Regions from separate parts of the Homo sapiens genome. Here regions 2 and 3 are each linked to region 1. Evidence: chromatin contacts called from ENCODE Hi-C or POLR2A ChIA-PET data. All regions are on one chromosome and are shown on one strand. Each heading gives the region's core, a stretch centred on a gene start or an enhancer-like site at or near the end of the contact. The rest is flanking DNA. Distances are from core to core; before and after follow the strand shown. Region 1 holds the start of SUCNR1 (succinate receptor 1). Region 2 holds the start of P2RY1 (purinergic receptor P2Y1). Region 3 has its middle 240 kb from the start of P2RY1.

The links. Hi-C counts contacts between places; a loop is a spot of excess contacts on that map. ChIA-PET counts read pairs that join two places held with the same protein, here RNA polymerase II (POLR2A). Pooled maps may share reads with other maps.
Region 2: a map with no recorded cell type shows a loop between it and region 1 (4-fold over the local background). The contact joins the promoter of P2RY1 here to the promoter of SUCNR1 in region 1. A Hi-C loop is called at or near these places in 4 of 37 single-sample maps with no recorded cell type and 4 of 50 pooled maps. POLR2A ChIA-PET finds 5 or more read pairs at or near these places in 1 of 52 experiments (HEK293).
Region 3: a loop to region 1 is called in a map with no recorded cell type, with 8 times the contacts of the local background. The contact joins the enhancer-like site here to the promoter of SUCNR1 in region 1. A Hi-C loop is called at or near these places in 5 of 37 single-sample maps with no recorded cell type and 4 of 50 pooled maps.

Annotation. Positions count from the first base shown.
Region 1 is chr3:151,872,024-151,875,794 of GRCh38, reverse strand. SUCNR1 (succinate receptor 1) reads right to left here and starts at 2,152. Exons shown (of 3, transcript NM_033050.6): 1 at 2,089-2,152. All of the region lies in intron 1 of AADACL2-AS1 (AADACL2 antisense RNA 1), which reads left to right.
Region 2 is chr3:152,833,476-152,837,246 of GRCh38, reverse strand. It overlaps P2RY1 (purinergic receptor P2Y1), which reads right to left and starts at 2,116. Exons shown (of 1, transcript NM_002563.5): 1 at 1-2,116. The coding sequence starts at 1,464. The coding sequence ends at 343. RefSeq lists silencers at 1,153-1,447, 2,160-2,209 and an enhancer at 1,880-1,979.
Region 3 is chr3:152,594,366-152,598,136 of GRCh38, reverse strand. No RefSeq gene overlaps it. Among named protein-coding and RNA genes, the nearest start is that of P2RY1, 240 kb to the left of the region's middle. RefSeq lists enhancers at 631-1,301, 1,665-1,764. Within about 2 kb of position 1,961, at least 18 of the 41 ENCODE cell types and tissues checked have a DNase peak (open chromatin) inside an H3K27ac peak, as active enhancers do.

The DNA of each region.
Region 1 (3,771 bases), core at 903-3,402:
AGAGAAATGAATGACTAAATTATCATATTTGTCTTTCTTCTCATACAGTTGTTTCTTCATTTTTTTGAAACAACTTTTTAAAAATGTATGTGTAAAATTATTGTTAAGGTGTAACACTCATAAAATCAAATAGGCAAAAATAAGAAATAAAAATGGTCTGTAAACAGACCACTCCTAATATTTGGGTACCCTTTTACATTTTAATATTTACCTGAATTTTTATTCATAAAAATGAGATTTTTTTATGATGTTTTATAATTTTTTGATACATTTGTTTCATTTTTTCTAAGTTCATAATTCTAATAGATTATGATTTTATAAATATGAGCTGTGCAATATTTGCAGACCAATTTAACTTCACTAGGATACAAAATTTTGAAGATACTATATTTCAAATTGGATATGTTTATAGTTGGGTATGTTTTTAGTGTGGCATCGCAATTCTATAAACATATGAAGTAAGTTGCTCCTTTAAGCAAAACTCCCAATTAAAGAGAAAATTCCCTCATGAAAAATTCATATTCTCTCTTCTGCTATCTAGTGGCTATATTCTTAATTTTTAGGAAATGGAAATAGTGATAAATAAATTGTAACTGATTTGGATGAATTATTTTGAATAGGTATTTTTTAAGAGCAGAAATTAAAGTGAAATCTTTAGTTTCCAGTCCAAAAATATATCTAAAACTGTTAGAATTATTGAACTAGAAGCAATATCTAATTTACTCACATAAGCAGACCAATAATACTTAACTTGAAAATGTTTTTTACTTTAAATATATTCAGCCTTTTGAAAATCTGCATTTTTGAAATTTACTTTAAAATATATATGTGATAGTTTCTTAGCTTTTTAATTGTTTGTTTTTATAGTCATCACAATTAAACAAATAACATTTGTAAAATGTTTACTTTTAAGTGCTACCTTAAGGCAAATTTACATGGTAACATGAGAATTTTTTTTAACAAATTACTTTTTTGATTACTAAATAATTTGAGCAAAAATATATATTCACACTGAAAAGATATAATAATTTAACATTTGTAACTTTATTTTTATGTATTCCATACATTACACCAGAAATTAAGGTATTAAAAAGTAATAGTATGGCACAAATTGTGTATTAACTTCTTTAAGAATACCACACACATTTTGAAAAGTTATGGAAGGTAGAATAGAAATGGTTTCTGCAATTTTTCATTTTTCCTAAGTAAATTAATTATTGGGTAATATCATTTTTACACACATAAATGTTAAATTTAATTTTTAGGATGCCTGAAAATTCCCCCAAATACATTATTTTCTAAACATAAAAATATTATGCCCCAGCACAGTGGCTCATGCCTGGAATCCCAACACTTGGAGAGGCCGAGATGAGTGGATCACCTGAGGTCAGGAGTTTGAGACCAACCTGACCAACATGGTGAAACTCCATCTCTACTAAAAAATCCAAAAAAAATAGCCGGGCGTGGTGGTGGGCGCTTGTAATCCTAGCTACTCTGCAGGCTGAGGCAGGAGAATTGCTTGAACCCCAGAGGCGGAGGTTGCAGTGAGCCAACACATGCTGTAAATGTGTCACTCTGGCACTCAGACACTCTAGCCTGGGTGACAAGAGTGAAACTCTGTCTTAAAAAAAAAAAAAAAAAAAAAAAATATATATATATATATATATATGTATGTATATGTGTGTGTGTGTGTGTGTGTGTGTGTGTGTGTATGTATCAAATACATGATTGTTTCAAATCATTTAGGAACTTTAATTTTTCCCCATAAGTAGTTATATTTATTTAGGTAAATCCAATTACTATTTTGTTGAAATATAAGTTGTTGAGATGTTAGCAAATATAATAAATCCTTTTACATAAAATAAAATTAGTATTTGACAACTAAAAGAAGACAGTTAATTTGTTGAAAAATAAACGTAGAGATAAAAATGACTTTTTTTTTTCAATTATTTTGCTGTTTTACATCTATTTATAAAGAATTAATTTAAACACTTAATACTGAAAACCTTAATTGCTCACAGGTCACCTTTAGAAGGAAATCTGGCCTTACTTTATACACTGAGAGGCACAATTTGCCATGTAGCTTACCATTCTGTTGGAAGACTTGATCCCTTGACAGGAACTCTGCCAGCAGCTGGATATAGCTTCTGACCCAGTGTTGTGCCACTGGACATGGTTATTACAGTGTCCTATTTGCATATCCTATTTGCATATCCTGCAGCCAAGATTAATAATTCAAAAGCCCAGGAATAATTTATTCAGTCAAACCTCCCAGTCAGAGATGTTCATGCAGAGGAATTTTTGTGAGGCTTTTATTTTCACATTCACATTTATTTTATTTTCACATGCAGTTTTGCAATTGAATGACAAAAAACAAGTAACTCATTTCACAGGAAACACATTTACCAAATAGATTTTTAGAAAAACACTGTTGAACTTATTTTATCCACTACCAAAGCAACAGAGAAGCATTCCTTATTTTCATTTTATTTGCATATTTACACAATAAGAAGTGGTAAATACTGCTTATATTGGGAATACAGTTGCCTCTGCTTTTCTTCTTTTTTAAAATTAATTTTCTTAGTGAATTCTGTATTGAGAATATAATAACGAAACCTCTGTTTTCAATAACTTTGAGGGAACTATAAAACTGAAATTTTAAAGGGAAACCTGGATATATGCTATGTTGGTGTACTAGCAAAAAGATACTAGAGCTTCAAGTTATTTTCCATTTTATTTTCTGTGCTTAAAATCAAGAAACACATAAAAGATACATCAGATAGCTAGGGATTAGGGAGAGAGATGCTAAGTAAAATAACCTTAATAGATGGCAATTTATATATCCCAATCAATGCTCTGAAAAACATCTGGAAGTACATTACCACCATTTCAGACAGGAAGCACACCTGGCTTTTTCCAAGCATTATATTAGGTTTAGATTCAAGTAAACACTCAGTCTTCTTGATGTGAAGCATAGGGATTATACTAAGAAAGCCCATAATTGTGCAGGCAGCAGTAATTCAATTTAAATGCTATGTAAGTTGAATATTGAGTTAGCAATGACAGGCAGAAGCCCAAAAAGAAGCTCTGTTACAGGCATCCTCCTAACTAAGCATTTCTCCTCACCAATATCTGACAGCTTAAAAACTCAGGAACTCAAAATATATGTATGTATATATACACATACATATATACATACATATGTGTCTATATTACACACTTTATATACATGTGTAAAATATATTTATACATGTATGAATATTTATGTATACAAACATGTGCATTTACATGAAATAAAAATATCTATAATTTGTTGAGTTCTTGTGATGTGGCAGGCAGGTATTACACTAAGTACCTTTATGCATCAAATGCATATAGTAATCCTCTGAGGTTGTTATTATTTAAGATTTTTCTCATTTTGCAGATTAAAAAGCTAAGGTTCAGAGAGGTCAATTAACTTTCTCAAGATTGCAGAATCAATAACGGGAGGGACCAGAGCTTAAGCCTATGTACTTGGATTCTAAAAGCACCGACTCTGATTCTTGACTGCCTACAGAATTGAATGACAATACCCTTGTGCACAACAAAGTCTAAGAATTAATAACAGGTATTTTTCAGTAATGCAATTCTTTTCTACTTTTAGAAGGAAGAAAGGTTAAAACATTATTTTTGTCTATATTTTTAAAAGGGCAAAAAGCATTTGAATAACCAATGCCAGGCTTGTTAATTTTAGACATAAATTAACATGAACCCCTTCCAAGAAACAAAGAC
Region 2 (3,771 bases), core at 867-3,366, 960 kb before region 1:
AGAGAAATTACTAATATCAAAAACAGCCCCAGTACTCATGTGCACACACACTTTAAACAGAAAAGCCTGCACATTTTAAAGGCAAAAGAGAAAGTAAATGTTTAACTAGGTAGTATTGTTTTATTATACATACTTCTAGTCAGAAGGAAGAGAGACTGTGAAAGCAAACCCAAACAAGCTAAGTGTGGATGTGGGCATTTCTACTTCTATTATTTTTTTAACTCACTATTTTCTTGGTTTGATTTTTTTCTAAACTAGAAAGTTAAAGAGGGGAAAAGTACTTGATTCTGTTAAGCATCCTACCATATTACAACAGAGAGGTGTTTGGAGATTCTTGTGCCTTCACAGGCTTGTATCTCCATTCTGCTTGAACTCAGGTAAAATATTGAGGGTCATGTCTTCACTCTTGGATTGCAAATTTGCCTCACTTCTTCTAGAAGCTTTCCTTGTGGCTCGGGAGAGTCTCCTTCTGAAAGTATCTCCCGCCAAGAAATAGAGAATGGGGTCCACACAACTGTTGAGACTTGCTAGACCTCTTGTCACCTGATACGTGGCATAAACCCTGTCATTGAAAGCACACATTGCTGGGGTCTGAAAATCAAGCCGGGCCCTCAAGTTCATCGTTTTCATCACATGGAAAGGGATGTAAGACACAGCAAAAACAGTCAGTACAATGATTACCAGGTAAATCGATTTTCTCCTCAGAGGAGAGTTGTCCAGATCTTTGTAAATCAAAGCTCTCACAATTAATCCGTAACAGCCCAGAATCAGCACCAAGGGGACACAGAACATGGCCACGGTCGTGCACATGCTGTAGATGAAATAACTTCGCAGGTACTCGTCTGAGGTGGTGTCGTAACAGGTGATGGTTTTGTTTTTGCGGACCCCGGTACCTGAGTAGAAGAGGATGGGGGAGATCGCCACCACCACAATGAGCCACACCAGCACGCTGATACAGATCGCATTCTTCTTTTTGAGCCGGCCCAGGGACTTGAGGGGGTACACCACACCGCTGTACCGGTGGGCACTGATGCATGTCAGAAACAAGATGCTGCCATAGAGGTTCACATGAAAGATGAACCTCTGCAGTTTACACATGGCATCCCCGAAGATCCAGTCTGTTTTATTGAAGTAGTAGAAGATCAGGGCTGGCAGAGTCAGCACGTACAAGAAGTCGGCCAGAGCCAAATTGAACATGTACACGGAGATGCCGCTCCAGGGCTTCATGTGGAAGACGAACATCCAGATGGCCACGCTGTTGCCCAGGAAGCCGATGATGAATACCAAGATGTAGACAGCCGGCAGGTAGTAAAACTGGAAGCCCGTCTTGGTCAAGGCGCATTTGAACGACGAGGAGACGGCGGCAGTGGAGGCGACCGTGCTGTTCCCCCAGGACGAACCCGGACCGGCCAGGAAGGCAGCGTCCGTCCCGTTGGGGACAGCCGGCCACAGCACCTCGGTCATTCTCTCCTCCTCGACTTAGGCGGCGGCTCCGAGGGGTAGGAGGCGGCGAGAGGGCAGCGGCGGCCAGGGGCGCAGCAAGCATCGGAAAAGCCAGCGAGCGGAAGGGAGCAGGCGAACTGGATCCCCGCGGGAGGGGGCGCGCAGGGGCTCGCCCACGCCAGCTCTGGCCCCGCGTTCGCCGCGGGCCATGAAATCCGCCCCGGGCCGCCACCGAACTGGGCTATCGGGCAAGCCAGCAACTTCTCCGTCCGCTGGCAACGCCGAGCTTACACAACAGGGCGCGCAGGGAACCGCCGCGGATAACTTTCCGACTGCGCTTTCCCGAGGGGCCGCGGGTCCGCGCTGCAGAGCGCGCCAGAGGCGCAGCGAGGTCAAGGGAAACTCGCTCTGCAGGGCTCTAGCTTGGGGAGGCTGCTCCCCAGCCTCCTTGGCTCAAAGATCAACTTAATTGGGGGCATCTTCCTCCTCCCTACCTTAGAAACGTGCAGCTCAGTTTCGGGGCGTCTAACCGCTTCCTCCGCCCACCCTGAGCTCAGCTCCTGGCAGCCATCGGAGCGCGCGTGGCCGCAGACTCGTGCGCTTCTGCAGCGCGTCCCGTTCGGCGTCCGCGTAGTTCAGGAACCCCTTCCCCAGGCCCAGCTCTGTCCGGAGTGCCGGGGTTAGGCGGGAGAGCGGAGCTCCCTAGAGGGTGGGCGGAGTTTGGGCACCGGGGCGAGTCCGCACTCCGCGGGGAGGCGAGGGGCGTGCCTCCGCCGAGCTCGCCCAGCAGCCAGCCCGCGTCCTCCAGGGCGCAGTGGGAAGCAGGAGGCGTCTTCTGGGGAGCAGGTCTCCGCCGAGGCCGAGTGTGTTCAGCCTCTGCCGGCACGCTGCTACCGGAGTCGGCGGCGAGGGAGAGGGGTGCGCTCCAAGGTGGCTGCTGGCAGGCGATTGGCCCGCGAGCGCTCCTTCCCTCTTCCGCCAGCTATCTCGGCAAAGTGAAGTTGCTGACACACAGGAAACCCTTCCGACCGCTTAGAGCCTTCTGCCTACAACCCCAGAGCCGACCAGTCCGTAGCAGGAGCCTCTAGGGCCCTCGAGAACCACGCCAGGTGTTTTCAAGCTCCAAGCAGCCAGGAGTCCCTAGCTGGGAACGCCTGTCATTGCAGAGCGTCTAGCTTTGCCGGGACCGGATTTCTGGCACATGCAGGAACCTGCTATTCCAAGAGGGCGCGAGCCTCCAAAGGAATGAGGGTTGGGAGAGGAGTGGAGAACTCTGTTTCGCCCTTCTTACCTTTTTTTTTCTTTTTTTTAAATTCTAGTACTGTTTTTTCTTAATTACCCAAATGCTAATAAACCCACGTCATTAATAACATCAACGTGAGAATTTCCAAAATAGTCTTGTGAAGATATTACTAGTCCATATTGCACATTGCTTCAGCTCAAATTTGTCGTCATAGATACTTAACACCTATCAGACAAGACAAGCTCCCCAAATCCTCCTGTTCAGTACATTTAAAGATCAGAAGCTACAATGAAAAAAAAAAATTCGAAATTTATCCCTTTGAAAGTAATTTGAATGCCAAATGCAATACATTTATATTGATAGACGTAAAAGACGGTTATAATTCCAAAGTGACTAAGGTATGGTTTTGGTAGGGGGTGGCGGGGGGAGGGGGGTATTTCCAATTCTATTTCTTTAAGTTAAAGTGATTAGTTACAATTACCTCTAGTATCTTAAAAATACAGACTTGGGACTTCCTTAATTACTACATTTACTGACAAACTCGTTTTCTTGCCTTGAATGTAAATTTTAAGCAATGCACTTCAAAAATGTATTTGAGCAAGTTTAATTGGAAACTAAATGAAATATTAGCTGTTCAGGAACATATATAAATGGACCCGCACAAGAATGGAATCTAGCACTTCTTGACAAGTTACTAGTTAATGTATTTTTACATGACACATTAACAAAAGCTTTTCTCTTAGAGGAAAAAAAATCCAAAAAGAAAATATCTGTAAAATATATAACATCAAGATTTCTTTCTGGTCCCAGATGCTACATGATAGTGTTCCCTTAAAAAATAAAGGAAAACCACGAGCTCCTGGCTTTGATACCACAAAGGAAAATATCCCCCACAAGATCCAGATGGTTCTTTAGAGGAACACATATAGGAAGGAGCATATCTTAGCACATGGTATGAATACACTGGGTTTTGAATTGTAGTCAATTGAACAGCATAAAAATTAATAATAAAACAAGAGTAAATAATTCAAGTAAACAGTGTGAATGAGGTTGTCTTGAAAAGTCTTACTTTTTGTGTTTCCTTC
Region 3 (3,771 bases), core at 712-3,211, 720 kb before region 1:
GGGTCAGGGCATGGAGATAAGAGGTTGGGGCACGGAAATAAGGCATTGGGGCACAGTGATAAGGGATTGGGGCACAGAGATAAGAGGTCAGGATGCAGGGATAAGGGATTGGGGGTTCTTGCCCCTTAGAAAAGCGGGACTTGCCACTAAGGGTGAAGGAGAAGGGGTTGAGGAGTTCTTGCCCTTCCCCCATAAAAGCAGAGAAGGGGTAGAGACATGGAGAGAAGGGGTTGGCAAGTCCCCCAGAAAAGCGGGACTTGCCGCTAAGGGTGAAGGACCAAGGCAGGCGTCCCTGCGTGGTCTGACACCTCTGAAACGTGGGTGAATAATCAGAGAAGCATCCCTGCAGTGATTAAACACCAAGGGAAGGCTGCCTTCCTAGTCCGTGACCAGCGCCGGAGTTTTGGGTCCATGGATAAAATGTGTCTCCTTTGTCTCTACCAGAAAATGAAAGGAATTGAAATTAAGAGAAGGGACAGATTGAAGTGTGGCGCCCAGATTGAAAGGAGAAAGAGGTTGAGGGATAGAGGGAGGTTGGAGAAGAGAGTAAAAAGAGGCCGCTTACTGGATTTGAAATTGGTGAGATGTTTCTTGGGCTGGTGGTCTGAGGACCTGAGGTCGTAGGTGGATCTTTCTCATGGAGCAAAGAGCAGGAGGACAGGGGATTGATCTCCCAGGGGAGGTCCCCCGATCCGAGTCATGGCACCAAATTTCATGCACGTCCGTGTGAAGAGACCACCAAACAGGCTTTGTGTGAGCAATAAAGCTGTTCATTTCACCTGGGTGCAGGCGGGCTGAGTCCGAAAAGAGAGTCAGCGAAGGGAGATGGGTTGGGGCCGTTTTATAAGATTTGGGTAGGTAAAGGAAAATTATAGTCAAAGGGGTTGTTCTCTGGTGGGCAGGAGTGGGGGTCACAAGGTGCTCAGTAGGGGAGCTTTTGAGCCAGGATGAGCCAGGAGAAGGAATTTCACAAGATAATGTCATCCATTAAGCCAGGAACAGGCCATTTTCACTTCTTTTGTGGTGGAATGTCATCAGTTAAGGCAGGAACTGGCCATCTGGATGTGTACATGCAGGTTACGGGGGATATGATGGCTTAGCTTAGGCTCAGAGGCCTGACACCTACTGTTCCATATTCAGATGCTGATCTGTTCTTTATATGAAGTTGCTCCCAGGGTGTCAAAGTAAGGGAACCAGCTCCTGTAAAACTCAATCTGCAGATGATTCTCAAACACAAAACCCTTGCAAGTCTTCCTCTGCCAGCTCAGAGACAGTTACAGTTTCAGGAGAGCCATGTAGGATGATTCTTTGGTTTATCAGAAAATAGTTAAGCCATTTGTATTGATAGAGCAGGCATCATGCCAGTTGAAACATTCTTACACAACCCAGCCACTCTGGATGATTTGTACATCTTGGATCCAGGCACAATAAGCAGCTTAACTTGGAGCTGAGAAATGAAAACAAAGGATGTGGTCTCGCTGTGGCTCCCTGACCTCAGGGATCTGTATGGTTTCCATGATTATAAATTATCTAAGAAGAAGTTGAGTTCTAGGTCCAGAGAAATTATTCCGAGCAGCAGGAATATACTGACTAAACTGATGCACCAAAATGTCAGATAGTTCCTCTGGTTTTGTTTCTTTTTAAATGTTGTTGTTGTTAGGGTTATTTTTCCCTCCACAAGTCACTTTTTGGCTTGGCAAAAATGAACTGCAGACTGTAGAATATCAAGGAAGTGAGATCTGAGTCTTCCAGCTGTGTTGCTTTAAAGGATTCAATTAGAGCACAAATGAGCTCCACGCACATATTTGGGCAGTGCAAAGTTCACTCTCAGGGGGTGGGACCTTGCTAAAAGAACTCATTCTGCTTTGGCTGATAAGAAAATGTGCTTCCTGTTTCTCTTCAAGGACAAGAAACTTAAAGTAAAATTTTAGCCAGCATCAGAGAGCTATGACACTTTCACTTCCTAACTTGAGACTTAGGACTTGCTGTTTGAAAAGCTACATTTGAGAGAAAGAGCTCGAATCTTTGGCTTCTTCCATCTTGCTATGAAGAAAAGGAAAGAGATTTGTGGTCTCCATTCTCTCCCTGACACCAGACTAAAAGATTCCTTGGAATAATCAGAACTGAGAAATATATTATACTTTATTCACTTAACCCTAGATCAATTATATTACCTCTTTTCTTTCTTTCTTTCTTTCTTTCTTTCTTTCTTTCTTTCTTTCTTTCTTTCTTTCTCTCTCTTTCTTTCTTCTTTCTCTTAGTATTTTTTAAATAATTTATTATTATTATTATAATTTGAAACAGGGTCTCACTTTGTCACCCAGGCTGGAGTGCAGTGCCATAAGCCTAGCTCACTGTACCCTCAACCCTCTGGGATCAAGCAATCCTCCCACCTCCACCTCAGCCTCCTGAGTAGATGAGTAGCTGGGACTACACATGTGTGCCACCACACCCAGCTAATTTGTAAAAATTTTGTAGAGACAGGGTCACACTGTGTTGCTCAAGCTGGTCTCAAACTCCTGGAATCAAGCAATCCCCCCACCTCAGCCTCCCAAAGTGCTGGAATTACAAACATAAGCCACTGTACCTGGTCTGTGTTACCATTTTCATAGTAAAATATTTTTACCACAAAGCTAATTTATCACTAAATATACTCTGTTCTCTTATAATGAACATGTGTCATTCTTTTTGTATGCCCAGCATACATCTTGCTTTTTTTGTGTAAGGAATTTTCTACCTTATGAGTGTGGGTGGGAAACAGTGACCTCTTCTTGTAAATTTGTTTGAGTTCATTGTAGATTCTGGATATTAGCCCTTTGTCAGATGAGTAGGTTGCGAAAATTTTCTCCCATGTTGTAGGTTGCCTGTTCACTCTGATGGTAGTTTCTTTTGCTGTGCAGAAGCTCTTTAGTTTAATTAGATCCCATTTGTCAATTTTGTCTTTTGTTGCCATTGCTTTTGGTGTTTTGGACATGAAGTCCTTGCCCACGCCTATGTCCTGAATGGTAATGCCTAGGTTTTCTTCTAGGGTTTTTATGGTTTTAGGTTTAACGTTTAAATCTTTAATCCATCTTGAATTGATTTTTGTATAAGGTGTAAGGAAGGGATCCAGTTTCAGCTTTCTACATATGGCTAGCCAGTTTTCCCAGCACCATTTATTAAATAGGGAATCCTTTCCCCATTGCTTGTTTTTCTCAGGTTTGTCAAAGATCAGATAGTTGTAGATATGCGGCATTATTTCTGAGGGCTCTGTTCTGTTCCATTGATCTATATCTCTGTTTTGGTACCAGTACCATGCTGTTTGGGAAAAAAACAAACAACCCCATCAAAAAGTGGGCGAAGGACATGAACAGACACTTCTCAAAAGAAGACATTTATGCAGCCAAAAAACACATGAAGAAATGCTCATCATCACTGGCCATCAGAGAAATGCAAATCAAAACCACTATGAGATATCATCTCACACCAGTTAGAATGGCAATCATTAAAAAGTCAGGAAACAACAGGTGCTGGAGAGGATGCGGAGAAATAGGAACACTTTTACACTGTTGGTGGGACTGTAAACTAGTTCAACCATTGTGGAAGTCAGTGTGGCGATTCCTCAGGGATCTAGAACTAGAAATACCATTTGACCCAGCCATCCCATTACTGGGTATATACCCAAATGAGTATAAATCATGCTGCTATAAAGACACATGCACACGTATGTTTATTGCGGCACTATTCACAATAGCAAAGACTTGGAACCAACCCAAATGTCCAACAATGATA